Regions from separate parts of the Homo sapiens genome. Here all the other regions are linked to region 2. Evidence: read pairs that join two places in POLR2A ChIA-PET (ENCODE). Cell type or tissue: GM12878. All regions are shown on one strand. Each heading gives the region's core, and the rest is flanking DNA. Links, peaks and the distances in the headings are about the cores only.

Evidence for each region. Peaks named below come from ENCODE experiments on the same cell type or tissue, not always from the same donor. Only the 100,000 strongest peaks of a DNase experiment are listed, where the experiment ranks them.
Region 1: POLR2A ChIA-PET joins it to region 2 with 13 read pairs; 10 of 35 experiments call an interaction of 5 or more read pairs at or near these places.
Region 3: POLR2A ChIA-PET joins it to region 2 with 12 read pairs; 19 of 35 experiments call an interaction of 5 or more read pairs at or near these places.

Annotation. Positions count from the first base shown.
Region 1 is chr19:7,334,983-7,341,792 of GRCh38, reverse strand. No RefSeq gene overlaps it. Among named protein-coding and RNA genes, the nearest start is that of ARHGEF18, 11 kb to the left of the region's middle. RefSeq lists enhancers at 382-451, 512-621, 4,023-4,132. In GM12878, for the core only: a CTCF peak has its summit at 4,195; a DNase peak (open chromatin) is centred at 3,942; H3K4me3 peaks cover 258 bases; H3K27ac peaks cover 3,661 bases.
Region 2 is chr19:7,179,762-7,186,571 of GRCh38, reverse strand. INSR (insulin receptor) reads left to right here. Exons shown (of 22, transcript NM_000208.4): 3 at 1,935-2,256. Among named protein-coding and RNA genes, the nearest start is that of INSR, 110 kb to the left of the region's middle. In GM12878, for the core only: no CTCF peak of the experiment used is centred there; DNase peaks (open chromatin) are centred at 3,251 and 3,331; H3K4me3 peaks cover 451 bases; H3K27ac peaks cover 3,405 bases.
Region 3 is chr19:7,284,953-7,291,762 of GRCh38, reverse strand. All of the region lies in intron 1 of INSR (insulin receptor), which reads left to right. Among named protein-coding and RNA genes, the nearest start is that of INSR, 6.1 kb to the left of the region's middle. RefSeq lists an enhancer at 2,810-3,311. In GM12878, for the core only: no CTCF peak of the experiment used is centred there; no DNase peak of the experiment used is centred there; H3K4me3 peaks cover 1,247 bases.

The sequences.
Region 1 (6,810 bases), core at 1,243-6,242, 150 kb before region 2:
GGCCTTATTTTATTTTTTGTAGAGACAGGGTCTCGCTATATTGCTCAGGCTGATCTCAAACTCCTGGGCTCAAGTGATCCTCCCACCTCGGCCTCCCAAAATGCTGGAATTACAGGCATCAGCCGCCCCTGGAGGGTTTTAAGCAGGGGCCTGTGAACCTATTTTGCTTTCAGCTTTAAAAGATGCCTTGGCCAGGTGCGGTGGCTCATGCCTGTAATCCTAGCACTCTGGGAGGCCGAGGCAGGCGGATCGTGAGGTCAGGAGTTCAAGGCCAGCCTGGCCAATATGGTGAAACCCCGTCTCTATTAAAAATCCAAAAATTAGCCGGGCATGGTAGCACACGCCTGTAGTCTCAGCTACTCGGGAGACTGAGGCAGGAGAATCGCTTGAACCTGGGAGCCAGAGATAGCAGTGAGCCAAGATCGTACCACTGCAATCCAGCCTAGTGACTCCATCTCAAACAACAACAACAAAAAGCCTTTTTCTTCCAGCCTTAGCTGCTATCATGGAGATGGCCACGTGGGGGCAGCACTTCCCCATGGCTTCTCCTCTGGCCAGAAAGACCACAGAAAGCAAAACAGGAAAAAAAACCGACCCTTGTGGAAAGCCGGAAGGCTTACAGGGGCCAGGCAGCAGCCTGAGTTAGTGAGGGCCATGGGGTGTGAGACACGGGTTTGCCCTTCCTTCTACCACGCTTATTTTTTTCTTGGAGTAGTCTCACTGTGTTGGCCAGGCTGGTCTCAAACTCCTGGCCTCAAGTGATCCTTCCTCCTCGGCCTCCCAAAGTGCCGGGATTACAAATGTGAGTCACCACACCTGGCCTTTTCTCCCACTTTTGACAGAGACGTGGCAGAGTGAAATATTCCTGTGCTGCAGAAAACAACATAATTTCAGTTGGGTTAAAGATGAAATGTGAACAATAAACCAATACAGATCATAGAAGGAATTTACAAGGCTATTTTTACAATTGAGGGTTGAAAACATGCTTTTTTTGAAATTGTTGTGTGTGTGTTTTAACTAAGACAGAAAACCCAGAAGCTATGAATGAAACCACAGAAATACTTAATACATAAAAATCTATATAAACGTGGCCGGGTGCAGTGGCTGATGCCTGTAATCCCAGCACTTGGGGAGGCTGAGGCAGGTGGATCACTTGAGGCCAGGAGTTAGAGACCAGCCTGGCCAACATGCAGAAACCTTGTCTCTACTAAAAATACAAAAATTAACTGGGTGTGGTGGTGGGCACCTATAATTGCAGCTACTCGGAAGGCTGAGGCAGGAGAATCACTTGAACCCTGGTGGCAGAGGTTTCAGTGAGCTGAGATCTCACCACCACACTCCAGCCTGGGTGACAGAACAAGACCCTGTCTCAAAAACAAAACAGAACAAAACAAAACGAAACAAACAAAAAACTATATAAACATCTGTTAAAAATCTTATAATAAAAATAAATATAACTAACAGAATAATTTTATAAATTATCAGGGAAGTATATACAAAAGCAATAAAGAAAGATGAATTGGTTGCCTGAGAAGGGTTGGTACCTTTATATGCAAAGAGATTTCACACATTGATAAGAAAAAAACACAACAGAAATAGAAAATTAAGAATTTGGGGCCGGGCTTGGTGGCTCATGCCTGTAATCCCAGCACTTTGGGAGGCTGAGGCAGGTGGATCAGTTGAGGTCAGGAGTTCGAGACCAGACTGGCCAACATGGTGAAAATTAGCTGGGCAGGTGGTGGGCACCTACAGACCCAGCTACTTGGGAGGCTGAGGCAGGAGAATCGCTTGAACCTGGGAGGCAGAGGTTGCGTCAGTGAGCTGAGATCGCGCCATTGCACTCCAGCCTGGGCAACAGAGGGAGACTCTGTCTCAAAAAAAAAAAAAGAAGAAGAAAAAGCAAGAAAAGAAAAAAAGAGAAAGAAAGGGTGTGAACAGGCATGTCTCAGAAAAGCACAGACGGGAGCCAAAGAATGATGAAAATATAGTTCCCAGAAGCCCAGAGAGTGCGAATTTCAGGGAGCTGTTCACTTCATATCTAAGAGTGCGGCAATAGCAACCACCAAAAGGAATGTATCTGATTATCATCTTACTGTAGTTGAAATTATATTGGAAATTAGAACATGTATTTATGAAATTCTACAGTCTTAATTTGTCTACATGATTTCTAATATTTTCTTTTTTCTTTTCTTTTCTTTCTTCTTTTTTTTGGGGGGGTCGGGGGACAGGGTCTCCCTCTGTCACCCAGGCTGGAGTGCAATGGCACAATTTCAGCCCACGGTAACCTCAACCTCTCAGGGGCTTAAGCGATCTTCCCACCTTAGCCTCCTGAGTAGCTGGACAACAGGTGGCCACCTCAAGTGGCATTTCTTTTTCTTTCTTTCTTTTTTATTTTTCTTTGAGAGGGAGTCTCTGTCTCCCAGCAGTGGCACAATCTCGGCTCACTGCAACCTCTGCCTCCCAGATTCAAGCGATTCTCCTGCCTCAGCCTCCCGAGTAGCTGGGACTACAAGTGCGTGCCACCACGCCCAGTTAATTTTTGTATTTTTAAAGACAGGTTTTCACCATGTTGGCCAGGATGGTCTCAATCTCTTGACCTCGTGGTCCTCCCACCTTGGCCTCCCAAAGTGCTGGGATTACAGGCGTGAGCCACTGCACCCGGCCAAATTGTATATTTTCTTGGCAATTATGAATAATATCACTACAAACATTTATGTCAAGACTTCAATGTGAATATGCTTTCATTTATCTTGGTAAAATACATAGGAATAGAATTTCTGGGTGCTATGACAAATGTATATTTAGCGTTGTAAGAAACATTTTAACTGTTTCTTTTGTCTTTTCTTTTTTTGTGATAGAGTCTTCGTCTGTCACCCAGGCTGAAGTGCAATAGCACGATCTCGGCTCACTGCAACCTCTGCCTCCCTGGTTCAAGTGATTCTCCTGCCTCAGCTTCCTGAGTAGCTGGAATTACAGGCGCATGCCACCATGCCCAGCTAATTTTTGTGTTTTTAGTAGAGACGGGGTTTCGCCGTGTTGGCCAGGCTGGTCTCAAACTCCTGACCTCAAGTGATCCTCCAGCCTCGGCCTCTCAAAGTGCTGGGATTACAGGCATGAGCCACTGCACCCAGCTGGACTGTTCTTCTTTATTCTTCTTTTGGTCCTCTTTCAGTTCTCTCCCTCTCTGTCTCTGTCTCTCTCTCTCCGTGTGTGTGTGTGTGTGTGTGTGTGTGTGTGTGTGTGTGTGTGTAGGCAAAAAGCTTAGATTAGATAATTAGGCTGGGCACAGTGGCTCATGCTTGTAATCCCAGCACTTTGGGAGGCTGAGGCAGGAGAATCAATTCAGCCCGGGAGTTCAAGATCAGCCTGGGCAGCATAGCAAGATCCTGTCTCTACAAAAAATTTAGAAATTAGCCAGGCATGGTGGTGCCCACCTGTTGACCTAGCTACTCAGGAGACTGAGATGGGAGGATCCTTTAAGCCTGGGAGGTGGACACTGCAGTGAGCTATGATTGCCCCACTGCACTCCAGCCTGGACAATAGAGTGAGATCCTGTCTCAAAAAAAGAAAAGAAAAGAAAAAGAAAAATAGATCTATATATATGCAGTAGATGTTACTTATTCAGACAAGTGAGAGTACCTAGCACACTTCTGGAAATAGGGTTGCCAGATCAAATATAGGAACCTGAGTATCTTATATATTTATCCGTTAAATGTGGCAAGCCAATTCAGGGACTCTTTGTGATAGCATCTGTGTCCCCAGGGGCTGGTTCCCCAATTCTCATAGTAACACGGGGTGGGGCAGCAGGCTGGGCTCTTTCTTTTTCGCATCCAGGCTGTTGGACCCCAGAGAAACCACAAGGGACTTTAGAGGCTTCAACAGGAAAACCGCATCTTAATATAACCCAAGAACTGAACATTCTCGTAATGAGATGTCCACAGAAGCACAGTGCCATTACTTTACATACTTCCAATGGCAAGATGTGTCCTGGCGTGGCTTCTGGCACTGGTTATGAATCATAAAAGAGGGGTCACCCCTCTCTGAGCACTTTCTATGTAGTTTATTTAATCTCATGCAATCTTCACAACCATCCAAGGAGGAAGGCCCTGTTGGCTTTATTGGCCCCGTTCTGTAGATGAGGAAGCTGAGGCTCAGTGAGGCAAGGCTCTGTGACACACTGTCCCCCAGAGGCTGCAGCATGCAGAACCCCTTAGAACATCTGCTTTGTTAACGGCATGTTGAGAGACACAGCCTCTGGGAACCTGTGTTAGGCACGTTGGCCGAGGGGCCGGGCACCCGTATTGCTAACCCTGCCTGTCTCTGCCAGTGACCTGAACTCACACAGATGGTGCAGTGGACAACCTCTGCTCACCACTTGCACCTGCAGAAGACTCATCAGGGCACACAGGGCCATGCCACAGCAGTTCCCTTCCCACACTGCATTATTCAGTAAGCACAAAGCAATATGGCAGGTGTGATAGTTGGAGCCCAGGTGAGCAGCCCCTGAGCCCCAGACTTGGAAGTCCAGGGAGGCTTCCTCAGGAAGCAGTGCCCAGCACATACCTGAAGGATGTGAAGGACCTGGGACAAGCACAGGGCCACAGGTGATTGCACTCATCCACAGCAAGGAGAACCAAAGGGGAAAGTGGCTATAATGGGGGAAGCTAGAGACAGAGGCCATTGTGTCTGGGTCCAATGGCATAGCTTTAGCTTTTATCCCTAAGGCAATGGGGAGACATGGGAAGTTTTATGCGGAGGGGAGGCAAAGTCTGCTCTTTGTTTCAGAAAGCTCCCTTTAACTGGGCATGGAAGGAATGGTTAGAGGGTATAATCCTGGAAGCTGGCAAGGTGGCAATGCTGTCATTCAGGAAGACAGGACAGTGGCCCAGCCATAGGAGGGAGAAAAGTGGGTGACTCGGGGGGGAATTCGAGAGGCAAAATGAGCTGGACTTTGTGTAGATATGGGTGGATGGGGAGCGAGAATGCCACCCAGCTCTCAGCCTGACTCCCCAGCGGACAGGGTCTGGGACAGGCTCCAGGGTCAGCACTTTTGACTGACAGCCTCAAGTCTATGGGTGTAGTGTCCCTGTCCACTTCCCTCCATTCATCTATTTGCATTTCCTGAGCCTGGAACTTTCCAGCTGCTCCTCTGGTTGCCCTGGAAGGGGGAGGGCTGGGAAGGAGGTCTCCCATCCCAGCAGCTGGCCCGCAAGGCAGAGGCTGCCCCCGGCTGACGCTCTTCCTTTTCCTCCAGGTAGCACTGTGCCAGGGCATCTGGGAACCCCAGAGGAAGGGCAGGGTGTCCAGCGGGTGGGCAAGGGGTCATGGCTATGGGCTCCTCTCTTCCCATGAGCTCATGGGCTCAGCACCCTGCCAGGTGTCAGCAGGAGAGGGCTCAGGAATCCTAGGTGGACGGTGGGGGCTGAGAACCTGTGTTTGTCATCTGGACAGGTGTGTGGATGTCACCCTGGAGGCACATCTGGCTCTTTATCCTTTAGTCTGCTCAAACAGTACTCCCTCAAGGGACTTCACCTCTCTCTATCTCTCTGCTCCCCTCCATACCTCCCCCATTTTGTTTTCTGAGTCGTCTTTATTTTATTTATACGTTTATTTTTGAGACAGCGTCTCACTCTGTCACCCAGGCTGGAGCGCAGTGGCACCATCTCAGCTCACGGCCACCTCCGCCTCCAGGGTTCAAGTGATTCTCCCGCCTCAAACTCCTGGGTAGCTAGGACTGTAGGCTTGCACCACTGTGCCCGGCTAATTTTTTTTTTTTTTTTTTTTTTTTTTTTTTAGTAGAAACAGGGTTTCACCATGTTGGCCAGGCTAGTCTCACACTCCTGGCCTCAAGAGATCTGCCCGCCTCAGCCTCCCACAGTGCTGGGATTACAGGCATGAGCCGCCTTGGGTCCGGCCTAGTTGTATAATAATTTCATTATGTATTACAATGTGGTAATAATATAACAACAGTGCATCATAGTGCACAGTAAATGTAATGTTCTTGAATCATCCTGGAACCGCCACCTTCCAACTGTCTTCCATGAAACTGGTCCCTGGTGCCAAAAAGGTTGAGGATCTCTGGCTTTAACACCATCCCCTTTGTGCTATTCTTGTGACAGTGTGACAATAAGTTCTCGTGAGACTCTGTCATTTAAAAGTGTGTGACACCTCTCCCCTCCCCTCACTCTCTCTTGCTCCTGTTCCTGCCATGTAAGACGTGCCTGCTCCTTCTTCACCTTCTGCCATGATTGTAAGTTCCCTGAGGTCGCCCCAGAAGCCAGCACCCTGCTTCCTGTACAGCCTGCAGAACCGTGAGCCAGTTAAACCTCTTTTCTTTATAAATTACCCAGTCTCAGGTATTTCTTTATAGCAATATGAGAATGGACGAATACATCATCCATCCATCCATCCATCCATCCATCCATCTACCTACGACTCTAACTATCTATATATCTATCTACGTAGTATGTATCTATTTTTTTTTTTGAGACAGGGTCTTGCGCTGTCTTGCCCAGGCTGAGTGCAGTGGTGCCATCATAGCCTAGTGTAGCCTCAACCTTTCAAGCTTAAGTTATCCTCCCACCTCAGCCTCTCAAGTAGCTGAGACCACAGATGCATACCACCACACACAGCTAATTTTTTATTTTTTTGTAGGGACAGGTTCTCACTATGTTGCCCAGACTGGTCTCAAACTCCTGGACTCAAGGGATTCTCCCACCTTTGCCTCCCAAAGGATTACAGGCCTGAGCCACTGTGCCTGGCTCTGTCTGTCTGTCTGTCTATCTATCTATCTATCTATCTATCTATCTA
Region 2 (6,810 bases), core at 757-5,756:
TGCATAGCCACATAAAAGTATTTAATACCACTGAACTATACATTTAAACATGATTACAATGGTGAATTTTATGCTATGTGTATTTTACCACAATTAAAAAAAAAATTGGATTTCCTAGTTGCACTAAGCACATTCAGAAGCCACAGGGGAGAAGTGGCTACTATGTTGGATGGCCCAGATAGAGAACATTTCCGTCATCGCAGAAATTTCGACCAGATGGTGCTGTTCATATATGGATGTAGCTTCTGGGGCCACTTCTGTTCCCTGAGTTTGGCCGGTGGGATCCACTGTGCTGAGAATCACAGTCTGGGGATTTGGGGTGAAGAACACTCCCCAACTTTCTTTCTTATTTTTTGTTTTGTTTCATTTTTTGTTTTGAGACAGAGTCTCCCTCTGTCACCAAGGCTGGAGTGCAGTGGCATGATCTCGGCTCCCTGCAACCTCCCCTCCCAGGTTCAAGCGATTCTCCTGCCTCAGCCTCCTGAGTAGCTGGGATTACAGACGCCCACCACCACACCCGGCTAATTGTTTGTATCATCAGTAGAGATGGGGTTTCACCATGTTGGCCAGGCTGGTCTGAAACTCCTGACCTCAGGTGATCCGCCCACCTTGGCCTCCCAAAGTGCTAGGATTACAGGCATGAGCCACCACAACCAGCCTTTTTTTTTTCCTTCCTTCCTTCCTTTTCTCTCTCTCTTTGTCTCTCTCTCTCTTTTTTTTTTTTTTTTTTGACAGAATTTTGCACTTGTTGCCCAGGCTGGAGTATAGTGGCACGATCATGGCTCACTGCAGCCTCCACCTCCCAGATTCAAGTGATTCTCGTGCCTCAGCCTCCTGAGCAGCTGGGATTACAGGCATGCACCAGCACACCTAGCTAATTTTTGTATTTTTAGTAGAGACAGGGTTTCACCATGTTGACCAGGCTGGTCTCAAACTCCTGACCTCAGGTGATCCACCCGCCTCGACCTCCCAAATTGCTAGGATTACAGGCGTGAGCCACCACACCGAGCCACATTTGCATGTTTAAGTAACTAACATGTCTCCTCCATTAGACCTTGTGCTCCCAAAGGCAGGATCTGCAGCCACTTTTTTCCCCACAGTGGCCACAGTATCTAGATTAGTGCAAGCAAATGTCTGTTGAAGCAATCAGTGGTTTGGGGGCAAGTTACTTAACCTCCCTGTACCTCAGTTTCCCCATTTGTAAAACAAAAAAATAAAGGAGCTAACAGTGTATCTACTTCACATGTGGGGTGCAGCAGCATGCTGGAGTTGGCTTGCTGGAGCCAGTGGTGAAATTTTCAGGCAATTTGTGAGCCATTTGTTAAACATAGATATTCATAAAAATTACATAAACCTACAGTTAAACAAATTACATTAAAAACAAAAGTTTTTAAATTAACAAAGCTTTTTAAAAGTAACAAATACTCAAAACTCACCACCTCCTAATATCATACGATGTTTTCCTATTATTTGTGCTGTTGAGGTTATTTACTACTTTTGTGTCAATAGTAGATACATTTTGTGTATACTTATAAATACTACTTAGAGGAATGCTACTGTGTATCTTTTGTCAGCTTATGTTTAGTAACTTCATGTTGGTGGCCTGAAATCCACCACTGGTAGGAATATTTACACCATGGAAATCGGCAAATGCTATATAAATCTGGGCCTCCCTGGGCCCCTCCCTCAGGCAGCTGTTAAACATTTACAAGCTCACCAATGGTTTGGAGGCTTAAACCAGTTAATAGATGTGTCTGACATGTGGGTAATGATGTAGACGTGCCGCTTTTACTGTTAGTGTTTGGTTGGCTTTCACTGTCTGATCCAGAATTGCTGCATATGCAGACAGGAATTGGACAAAGCCATTTATTTATTTATTTATTTATTTATTTATTTATTTATTTATTTCCCTCTCTCTCTCTCTCTCTCTCCAGTTTGCCCGACCATCTGTAAGTCACACGGCTGCACCGCCGAAGGCCTCTGTTGCCACAGCGAGTGCCTGGGCAACTGTTCTCAGCCCGACGACCCCACCAAGTGCGTGGCCTGCCGCAACTTCTACCTGGACGGCAGGTGTGTGGAGACCTGCCCGCCCCCGTACTACCACTTCCAGGACTGGCGCTGTGTGAACTTCAGCTTCTGCCAGGACCTGCACCACAAATGCAAGAACTCGCGGAGGCAGGGCTGCCACCAGTACGTCATTCACAACAACAAGTGCATCCCTGAGTGTCCCTCCGGGTACACGATGAATTCCAGCAAGTGAGTTCTGGATGTGGGTCTGGGGGGCAGCCGAGAGGAGAAGGAACGTGGGGTTGGTTGTGACGATGCCGCTTGTTAAAACTGTGTGCAAACCCAGGGTTAATTGGCTATGAGTGAGGTCTCTGCTCTCAGATGCTACTTTTGCACCCTGTTTTGGTCCTGGGCTTGGGAGTGGGAGTTGACTACCTTTTTCTCTAAAGGACCAGATAGTATATACTTCTGGCATTGTGCCCACCATTCTTTTTTTTTTTTTTTGAGATGGAGTCTTGCCGCAAGACTCCCAAGCTGGAGTGCAGTGGCACGAACCTGGCTCACTGCAACCTCTGCCTCCTGGGTTCAAGCGATTTTCCTGCCTCAGCCTCCCAAGCAGCTGGGACTGCAGGTGCCTGCCACCATGCCCGGCTAATTTTTGTATTTTTAATAGAGACAGGGTTTCGCCATGTTGGTCAGGCTGGTCTCGAACTCCCAACCTCAGGTGGTCCACCTGCCTTGGCCTCTCAAAGTGCTGTGATTGCAGGTGTGAGCCACCGCACCCAGTCTGGCATTGTGGACCTCAGTTCTAAGCTTTCTGTGGTTGGCTTCAGAACAAGAAAATATAATAAGGACAGAGTCCTTGGTTTTCCCTAAAATCCTCCACGTGGCCTGTCCTCACTGATGTAGCTTCATCATTGTCACATAAAGGATATACCAAGGTCTTTCGTGTCTTCCCTGACCTGTAGCCTGGTGGTGTGCCAAGATTAGCCCAGAACATACTGTCTCCAGGAGGAAGAGACTCGCTTCTGCATTATTCTCAGGGCTTTGCTGTTCTCTGAAGGACAGTATAATCAAACCATTTCCTGCCGTTTGGGTGAGAAATAGCAGGGTTTTCTCTCTTCGACAGAGTCAGATTTCCTACGCACATCGCAGACTTTCTGTTCGTACTGTGAGCTTCTTCCATGAGCTATTTTGGGGCCGTAACTGAGTTGCAAAAATCTGTTTCCTGGTTTTTGTATTGAGGTTTTATGTTTTGTTTTAAAACACACACACACACACACACACACACACACACACACCACAAAACAACACAAAAACAAATCAGAAACAGACACACATCAAGAGGCCTTGAGCTGACCTGCTTACGTAAAGTATCTTCCTCTTCAGACTTGAGAATTAGCCAAGCGAGAGTGTTGGGGTGGGAAATTGTATTTCCCTGGGTGGAGAGGGCGGGAAGGAAAACAAGCTGTAATTTCAGTTCTTATGACTCTTTCTTTGAGTGTTTGTGAAACCTGCAAGTACAATATGTTTTGTTTTGCTCGTTGTTGATAAAAACCTACCAAAAAAACCTTTTGGCTTTATTGACCAAAAGGGTCTATAAATCACCTTTTCATACCAGACAGACTTTTGTTTTAGGTTTTTTTTTTTTTTTTTGGCCAGTGTATTCCCAAGATTGAGGAAATGACCATATTCCTTTTGATTCATTTCTTTCTTTTTAAAATCACAATTGAAATAAAAAAAATGGGTTAATATCTTCTGGCAAGATGTTTGTTTAAAAGACATTGGCCTTAAATAAAAGGCATTTTTCCCTCACCTTAACAATGGCCTGAGAAATATAGCAACCTCCTTTGATTTTCTCACTGATGATGCGGGAGATGCTAAAACAGAAACCCTGAGAAATTGACCGCACATCCTTGGTATCTGGGACCTTTCCTGAACGGAAGAAAACAAAGGAGAGGGGGGTGCATTGTCACCGTATTTTATTGCGTAGGTTTAAAAAAATTAATATTTTTATTTCTGAAGCTTTTAATTAATTAATTTATTTATTTTGAGACAGAGCCTCACTCTGTCACCCAGGCTGGAGTGCAGTGGCATGATCTCAGCTCACTGCAACCTCTGCCTTCCAGGTTCAAGCCATTCTCCTGCCTCAGCCTCCCAAGTAGCTGGGATTACAGGTGTGAGGCAGCAAGCCTGGCCAATTTTTTTTTGTTTGTGCTTTTGTTTTTTTGAGATGGAGTTTCATTCTTGTTGCCCAGACTGAAGTGCAATGGTGCGATCTTGGCTCACTGCAACTCAGCCTCCCGGGTTCAAGTGATTCTCCTGCCTTAGCCTCTAAGTAGCTGGGATTACAGACATCTGTCACCATACCCAGCTAAATTTTTCTTGTATTTTTAGTAGAGACCGGGTTTCATCATGTTGGCCAGGCTGGTCTTGAACTCCTGACCTCAAGTGATCCACCCACCTCGGCCTCCCAAAGTGCTGGGATTACAGGCATGAGCCACCGCACCTGGCCTGAAGCTTTTCTTTTTATCTTATGAAAGACTTAATCGTACTGTGGCATTTTCTAATGTGGTTTGATATCAAATAGGGCCAGATGTTTTCTTCCATTCTGGTGGCTTATCTGGGAAGGAGTTCTTGATGTTTTCAGAGCAGAGTTCTGGGAACCCATGTTAAAAGGCCTTGGCCAGGCACAGTGGCTTATGCCTGTAATCCCAGCACTTTGGGAGGCCGAAGTGGACGGATCATCTGAGGGCAGGAGTTCAAGGTCAGCCTGGCCACCACGGTGAAACCCCGTCTTTACTAAAAATACAAAAACAAAAAAAAAATTAGCTGGGCATGGTGATGCATACCTGTTATCCCAGCTACTCGGGAGGCTGAGGCATGAGAATTGCTTGAACCCAGGAGGCAGAGGTTGCAGTGAGCTGAGATCACGCCATTGCACGTTAGCCCCCAGGCAAGTGTGACAAGAGTGAAACTGCATCTCCAAAAAAAAAAAAAAAAAGGTCTCACCATCTACTGTCGTTCCAAAGTACCTGCTGGGATGTAATAGCACAGTGCTGCTTCCTGAGATGAGAAGGACCAGATATTTGTGATGAATAAATTTTCAATGCGTATGGGGTATCCACTGGGAAGGGGAGAATTACCTAAAATCCTTGATTCTTCTTGGCCTCTCTCACTTCTTCCTATTAAGCTGAGGTCTCAAATTTGTCTACACCTCCATCTATTTCACCATCATGTCTGGTCTGACCCAGTCCCCTTGAACAATCTCTTTGCTCCTGCTTCCATTCTAGTGACACTGGTAAAAAGTGGCCACCTGGGCCAGGCGCGGTGGCTCACGCCTATAACCCCAGCACTTTGGGAGGCCGAGGTGGGTGGATCACCTGAGGTCAGGAGTTCGAGACCAGCCTGACCAACATGGTGAAACCCCATCTCTACTAAAAATACAAAAATTAGCCAGGCGTGGGATTACAGTGGGCGCCTGTAATCCCAGCTACTCGGGAGGCTGAGACAGCAGAATTGCTTGAACCCGGGAGGTGGAGGTCGCAGTGAGCCGAGAGTGTGCCACTGCACTGCAGTCTCGGTGACAGAGTGAGACTCTGTCTCAAAAGAAAAAATAAAAGTGGTCATCTGATCATATGCCATGTCCTTCCCTAAAACCCTCCGGTGGCTTCCCAAGACCAATGGACAGAATCCAAACTCCTCATCGGGAGGGCTCGGCCAGTTCTCATTCTCATTTCATTCCGGTGCCCCCTGGCCGTGGTGGTCGTTACCGCAGGAGCTTTTCCTGCAACTTGCTACATCCGCTTTCCTCTGTGCCTTTCAATTAGCTGTTCCCTCTTCCTATAATGCTTGTCCCTGCATTTGAGAATGATCCACTTTTTCCCCTCGTCATCTAGATGGCAGCTTAAAAGTCACCTCCTTGGCAAATCCTTCCCGTCTGAGTCAATCATCCGTGCACTCTCTGTCACATCATTTAGTTTTAACTCTTCGATTTGTCACTAGCTGATATTTTTGTCTTTTTTTTTTTTTTTTGAGACAAGGTCTTGGTCTGTCACCCAGGCTAGAGTGCAGTGGCACCCACATGGCTCACTGTGGTCTCAACCCCCTGGGCTCAAGAGATCCTCCTGCCACAGCCTCCTGAGTAGCTGGGACTATATAGGCACACACCACCACACCTGGCTAAAAAAAAATTCTGTAGTGTTGGGGGTCTTGCTATATTCCCCAGGCTCGTCTTGAACTCCTGGGTTTAAGTGATCCTCCCACCTTGGCTTCCCAAAGTGCTGAGATTACAGGGCCTGAGCCACTGTACCTAGCCTTTGTTGTCAATTTATTCACTCTCCCCAACCAGATGATAAGCTTTGTGAGTGTATCAGCTAGCTCTTGTTGCGTAACAAAACCACCTCAGTGCTTAGTGGCTTAAAACACTCCTTTAGGAGCTCTGATGATTTCATGTGTTGACTGAAGGTTTGTCTGGCCTGGGCCTGTTTAGCTACGGCTGATGGTTTAGGGGAGCCTCTTGTGTCTTTGATGGTCAGTGGGGGTCTCTCTCCATAAGTCTCTTACCCCAGCAGCCAGGAAGGGCAGACCTCAATGTTCAAGTGCTTTTCAAGCCTCAGCTTGTATCACGTTTGCAAATATTCCATTGGCCAAAGCAAGCCATATGGCCAAGCCCAGATTCAACAGGTGGGAACATAGACTCCACTTCTTGGTGGGAGAGGCTGCAAAGAACTCATGGTCATTTATAATTTCCCACTGGGAAAGCATATTATCTGCTTTGTTCACTCATGTATACCGGCAGCT
Region 3 (6,810 bases), core at 796-5,795, 110 kb before region 2:
TCTATGTGTGCGTGTGTGTGGTTCCCTGTTCTTCTGTTCCTTGTAGCTTTGGTAATTAATTGTGGATCTGTGCCTGGGCTTTCAGGGTCAGTAAATGGATTTACCATTTCTTTGCACATTTATGGCTTCCATATGGGCAGGGGTTTATGGTTTGTTGTTGTTCACCGTTGCATTTCTAGAGCCCAGAACGATGCCTGGCACATAGTAGGTGTTCAGTAAATATTTGTTCTGCAGTGGGGCACAAGTGGTGGAGTTCCTGGGTGTACTGGGCTCCTTTATCATCTTAAGGAGTTCCTTATTCTCTGCATAATACCTTCCTAAGAATTAGAAGAGCAAGCTCTCAGCAGGTGCTGTTCTATGCGCTTTGCATATATAATCTCAGTTAATCCTCACGGCAAAACCCCACGAGGTGCGGTTTAATCTTCCCTTTTCACAAGTGAGAAAACTTCGCTTGAGGCCAGCAGGCAGCAGGGCTGGGATTGCAATCTAGCTAGTGTGGCTGCAGAGCAATGGTTTCTTAACAAATCTTTGTTCTTTTGAGTCCGAGCCTCCGTACCCCCCACGATTGGGGTGATGGTGAACAAAATCCTGTCAAATAAATGGGCTGTGATGCCTCTTGAAGGCTTGGGGAGGGGCAAAGAACTTTTCAGATCATTAATCTCTAATGTCAACCAATATGGCTTTTTTTTTTTTGAGACGGAGTCTTGCTCTGTCACCCAGGCTGGAGTGCAGTGGCACGATCTCAGCTCACTGCAACCTCCACCTCCCAGGTTCAAGGGATTCTCCTGCCTCAGCCTCCCCAGTAGCTGGGATTACAGGCGTGTTCCACAACACCGGCTTATTTTTTGTATTTTTAGTAGAGACAGGGCTTTGCTGTGTTAGCCAGGATGGTCTCGACCTCCTGATCTTGTGATCCACCCGCCTCGGCCTCCCAAAGTGTTGGGATTACAGGAGTGAGCCACCGTACCTGGCCTTTTTTTTTTTCTTTTTTTTTTTTGAGACAGGGTGTCACTCTGTCACCCGGGCTGGAGTGCAGTGACACGATCTTTGCGACCTCCGCCTTTCAGGTTCAAGTGCATCTCCTGCCTCAGCCTCCTGAGTAGCTGGGATTACAGTCGTGTATCACCACCCTTGGCTAATTTTTGTATTTTTAGTAGAGATGGGATTTCGCCATATTGGTTAGGCTGGTCTCAAACTTCTGACCTCAAGTGATCTGCCTGCCTCGGCCTTCCAAAGACCTGGGATTATAGGTGTGAGCCATCACTCCGGGCCCAATATGGCATTTTGATTGGGATGAAGGGTGGAGGAAAATCAGTGTGATTTTTGTATCTATCTCTCTAGCTATCTATTATTTTTTGAGATGAGGTCTTGCTCTGTTGCTTAGGCTGGAGTGCAGTTGGGCAATGATGGCTCACTGCAGCCTCGACCTCCTGGACGCAAGCCATCCTCCTATTTTAGCCTCCGTAGTAGCTGGGACCACAGGCACACGCCACCCTGCCTGGCTAATTTTTACTTTAATGTGTAGAGCTGAAGTCTTGCTATTTTGTCCAGGCTGGTCTCAAACTCCTGGCCTCAAGCGATCTGCCTGCCTTGGCCTCCCGAAGTGCTGGGATCACAGGCATGAGCCACGGTGTCTGGCCTCTGCAGTTATTCTTATTCTTTGCTTCTCTCCTGGAGACCTGCTTCTTGCCCTTCCCCATTCATGCATAGAGACCACAGGGTGTGGGCTGAGTCCCCAGGGCTCCCCACCTCACCCCACTCTACCCTTGACTTCCATTCCTCTTTGGTTTAAGCAGAACTCTCAATCTTGGCACTGCTGACATTTGGGGCTGGATCATTCCTGGTGGTGGGGGCTGTCCTGTATGTAGAGTGTTGAGCTGGAACCATGGTCTCCACCCATGTGGTCCTGGGAGGATCCCCTTCCCCCCAGGCATGACAACCACTAATGTCTCCAGACATTGCCAGGCACGTCTCTGCAGGAGTTAACCTTTTCCCTGTCTGAGACATTTACCCATCTGGGCTCTTGCTCTTTCTCCTCTCTTTGTTCAATAATCCTCGGCCGGGTGCAGTGGCTCACGCCTGTAATCCCAACACCTTGGGAGGCTGAGGTGGGCGGATCCCCTGAGGTCAGGAGTTTGAGACCACCCTGGCCAACATGGTGAAACCCCATCTCTACTAAAAATGCAAAAATTAGCCAGGTGTGGTGGCGGGTCCTTGTAATCCTAGCTACTTGGGAGGCTGAGGCAGGAGAATCGCTTGAACCTGGGAGGCAGAGCTTGCAGTGAGCCGAGATCACACCATTGCATTCTAGCCTGGGCAACAGAGAGAGACTCTGTCTCAAAAAAAAAAAAAAAAAAGAAAAGAAAAAAGAATCTTCATTTACCCACGTGCTTTTTCAGCCTCTAAACACCCAGTACCCCCCAATCCCCATTACCTACCACTGACCTCCAGCCTCCACCCTGTCCAGCTTCCCCAGGCCAGTCCTCCCTGCCCTTTCCATCTCACTCTTTTCTCACTGTTCTGCCCCCAGCATCTGGCTTGCATCTCCGCTGCTTTACCGATGGCTCTCGAAGTTAATCTCTCATCTCCCAGTTGCGTCTCCTGCAGCCTCACCTCACTTGACCCCTCTGGGTTTGACATTGCCAGTCCCCCCTCCTGGAAGGCTGTGTCTCCCGTCTCACCTGTGCCTAAGTTCTTCTGTTTTACTGTTCTCTTCTCCTTCTACCTGGGCTAAGATGTTGGCTCTCTCTTCCCAGAGGGTCAGTGTTTCCTTTAATCTTCTCTCAGCTCACTTTTTTTTTTTTTTTTTTTTCACTTCTTCACCCGGGCTGGTGTGCAATGGCATGATCTTGGCTCACTACAACCTCCGTCTCCTGGGTTCAAGCAATGGTCCTGCCTCAGCCTCTCCAGTAGCTGGAATTACAGGCATGTGCCACCCCGCCTGGCTAGTTTTTGTACTTTTAGTAGAGACAGAGTTTCACCCCATTGGCCAGGCTGGTCCCAAACTCCTGACCTCAAGAGATCCACCTACCTCAGCCTCCCAGAGTGCTGGGATTACGGGCATGAGCCACCGTGTCCGGCCCTTTTTTTTTTTTTTTTTTTTTCCAATTTTTATTTCTTTTTAGAGACAGGATTTTGCTCTGTCACCCAGGCTGGAGTGCAGAGGTTTAGTCCTAGCTTACTGCAGCCTCCAAGTCATGGCCTGGAGCAGTCCTCCCACCTAGGTTCCCCAAGTAGCTGGAATCACAGGCAGGTGCCACCATGCCCAGCTAATTGAAAAATTTGTTTGTAGAGACAGAGTCTCACTATGTTGCCCAGGCTGGTCTTGATTTCCTGGCCTCAAGTGAGCCTCCTGCCTTGGCCTTCTGAGAAACTAGGATCACAGGCAGGCACCACCATGACTAGCTAATTTTTAAAATTTATTTGTAGAGACAGAGTCTAGCTATGTTGCCCATGCTGGTCTTGAATTCCTGGCCTCAAGCAACCTGCTTGCCTCCGCCTCCTGGGTACCTGGGCTCACAGACAGTCACCACCATGCCTGGCTAATTAAAACTTTTTTTTTTTTTTTGTAGAAACAGGGTCTTGCTATGTTGCCTAGGCTGGTCTTGAACTCCTAGTTCAAGCAGTCTTCCCTCCTGGGCCTCCCAAGTGCTGGGATTATAGGCATGAGGAACCATTGCGCCCAGCTAAGAAATTTACATAGATTCCGACTTCTTCATCTGAACAGGGGTCAGCAAACTATGGCCCTCAGGCCAAATCCCACGGTTTTTGTAAATGCAGTTTTATTGGCATGCAACCACACTCATTTGTCTACTCATCATCTATGACTGCGCAAAAATGCCCCGACACGGCAGGTTGAGTAGTTAAAACAGGAATTCCATGGCCAAAATATTTACACTTTGGCCCTTTACAGAACAGCGTTTGCTGACCTCTGATCTGGAACAGACGCCTTGAGGTTTCATTCATGATAGCATGCCTAATAGCTTGTGCAGTCCCTGGTACAACTCGAATGAAGTGAGTGAAATGAAACGCTATGTCTTTCTCTTTACACCGCAAGAGATGTTAAAGAAACGTGTGTCATTTGCTGCACTGAATATACGGATTCCAAGGATGAGAAAAATCACCGTGATGTTGCCTACTTAGCCATGTGTATTTATTTAAACAGCTATATTGGCATTGAATGAGGATTTCATGCTCTCAACCCTGTATCTAGAACCCAAAATATAACTGGTGTATATAATGAGATTTTTTTTTTTTCTCTCAGGCCTCTCTTGTGTTAATTTCTGTTAAGAATACTTCTGGGCCAGGTGTGGTGGCTCACGCCTGTAATCCCAAGCACTTTGGGAGGCCGAGGTGGGTGGATCACTTGAGGTCAGGAGTTCGAGACCAGCCTGACCAACATGGTGAAACCCCATCTTTACTGAAAAAATACAAAATTAGCCAGGCGTGGTGGCGCATGCCTGTAATCCCAGCTAGTTGGGAGGCTGAGGCAGGAGAATCGCTTGAACCTGGGAGGTGGAGGTTGCAGTGAGCCGAGATTGCGCCACTGCACTCTAGCCTGGGTGACAGAGCGAAACTCCATCTCAAAAAAAAAAAAAAAAAAGAATATTTTTGGCCAGGTGCAGTGGCTCATGCCTGCAATCCCAGCACTCTGGGAGGCTGAGGTGGGAGGATTACATGTGTCCAGGAGTTTCAGATCAGCCTGGACAACACAGCAAGACCCTGTCTCCACTAACAATAAAACAAAAATTAGCTGGGCATGGTGGCATGTGTCTGTAGTCCCAGCTACTTGGGAGGCTGAGATGGGAGGACCTCTTGAGGCTGGAAGGGCAAGGCTGCAGTGAGCTGTGATTGTACCACTGCACTCCAGCCTGGGCAACAGTGAGATCCTCTCTCTGTCTCAAACAAAAAAAGAATACTTCTTGGGGTGGCCTGGTTGATATTTTGCAGCTGCATGGTATTTACAGTTTTTAATTAAATAGTGACGGGTAATGCATTCTCATTGCAAAAAGAAAAATTACAAAAGTGTAGAAAGGAAAAAAAAAACACAGAAGTCCTTCTGCAAAATCTTGTGGTGGGGTGCAGTGGCTCACACCTGTAATCCCTGGACTTTTTAGGAAGCTGAGGTGGGAGGAACACTTGAAGCCAGCAGTTTGAGACCAGCCTGGGCAACATAATGAGACATTATCTCTAGAAAAAGTTTAAAAATTAGCTGAGCATGGTGGTGTGTACCGGTAGTCCCAGCTACTCAGGAGGCTGAGGTGGGAGGATCGCTTGAGCCCAGAAGGTTGAGGCTACAGTAAGCCATATTCATGCCACTGCACTCCAACCTGGGTGATAGAGCCCGACCCTGTCTCAAAAAGAAAAGAAATAATAAAAAAAAATCTTGTCCCCCTGTCCCCAAAAGCATTCCATTCATGTCCAGGGAGGTAACTGTGCCATTGGTTTATGTATCTTTTTGATGTTTAGTAATTTTTTAGGCTAGGTGTCATGGGGCCACTCCTGTAATCCCAGCACTTTGGGAGGCCGAAGCAGGTGGATCTCTTGAGCCCAGGAGTTCAAGACCAGCCTGGGTAACATAGCAAGACCCCGTCTCTACAAAACCCTACAAAAAAATTATCCAGATACAGTGGTGAGCACCTGTGGTCCCAGCTACTAGGGAGGCTGAGGTGGGAGGATCACCTGAGCCTGGGAAGTCGAGGCGCCAGTGAGCTGTGATTGCACCACTGCATCCAGCCTGGGTGACATAGTGAGACTGTGTAACAACAACAACAACAAAATATTTTAAACATTATCATACAGTAAAATTGGCTTTTTAAAGGTGTACCATTTTATGATTTTTAAGCCATGTGTAGAGTTGTATGGCTATTGCCACAATTAGGATAGAGAACAGTCTCGTTGTTGTCCAAACTCCCTCAATTCACCCCTTTATCACTAAACCACCTCCACCCCTAACCACAGATCTGTTCTCCATCCCTATAGTTTTCTCTAGACTTTAAAAGATTTTATCTTATAATTGGATTAATATTCCTAAAGTTGAAATTTTAAATTTGAGTCTGGTTGATCCTCATCATTCCCAGATCCCATATTTTCTTTTTAAAATTTAAAATTTAAATTTTTATTTTGAGAGGCAGGTTCTTGCTCTGATACCCAGGCTGGAGTGCAGTGGTGTGGTCCTAATTCCCTGCAGCCTCCAACTCTTGAGCATCAACGATCCTCCTGCCTCAGCCTCCTGAGTAGCTGGGACTACAGGCACACACCACCATGCTCAGCTAGTTTTTATTGTTATTTATTTATTTATTTATTTTTGAGACGGAGTCTCACTAACTCTGTTGCCCAGGCCAGACTGCAGTGGTGTGATCTGGGTTCACTGCAACCTCTGCTTCCTGGGCTCAAGCAACTCTCCTGCCTCAGCCTTTCTAGTAGCTGGGGTTACAGGCACGCCACCATGCCCGGCTAGTTTTTTTTATTTTTAGTAGAGATGGGGTTTTACCATGTTGGTCAGGCTGGTCTCAAACTCCTGGCTTCAAGTGATCCGCCCACTTCAGCCTCCCAAAGTGCTGGGATTACAGGCGCGAGCCACTGTGCCCGGCCTAATTTTTAACTTTTCAGCAGGGATAAGGGCTCGCTATGTTGCCCAGGCTGGTCTCGAACTCCTGGCCTCAAGTGATCCTCCCATCTTGACTTCCTAAAGTACTGGGATTACAGGCATGAGCCACTGCACCTGGCCCCAGACCCTGTATTTTTGAATTCACCTACTCACTCAAATGTATTTGTAACCCTCAAACCAGCATGCTCAGTGCCTTTCTG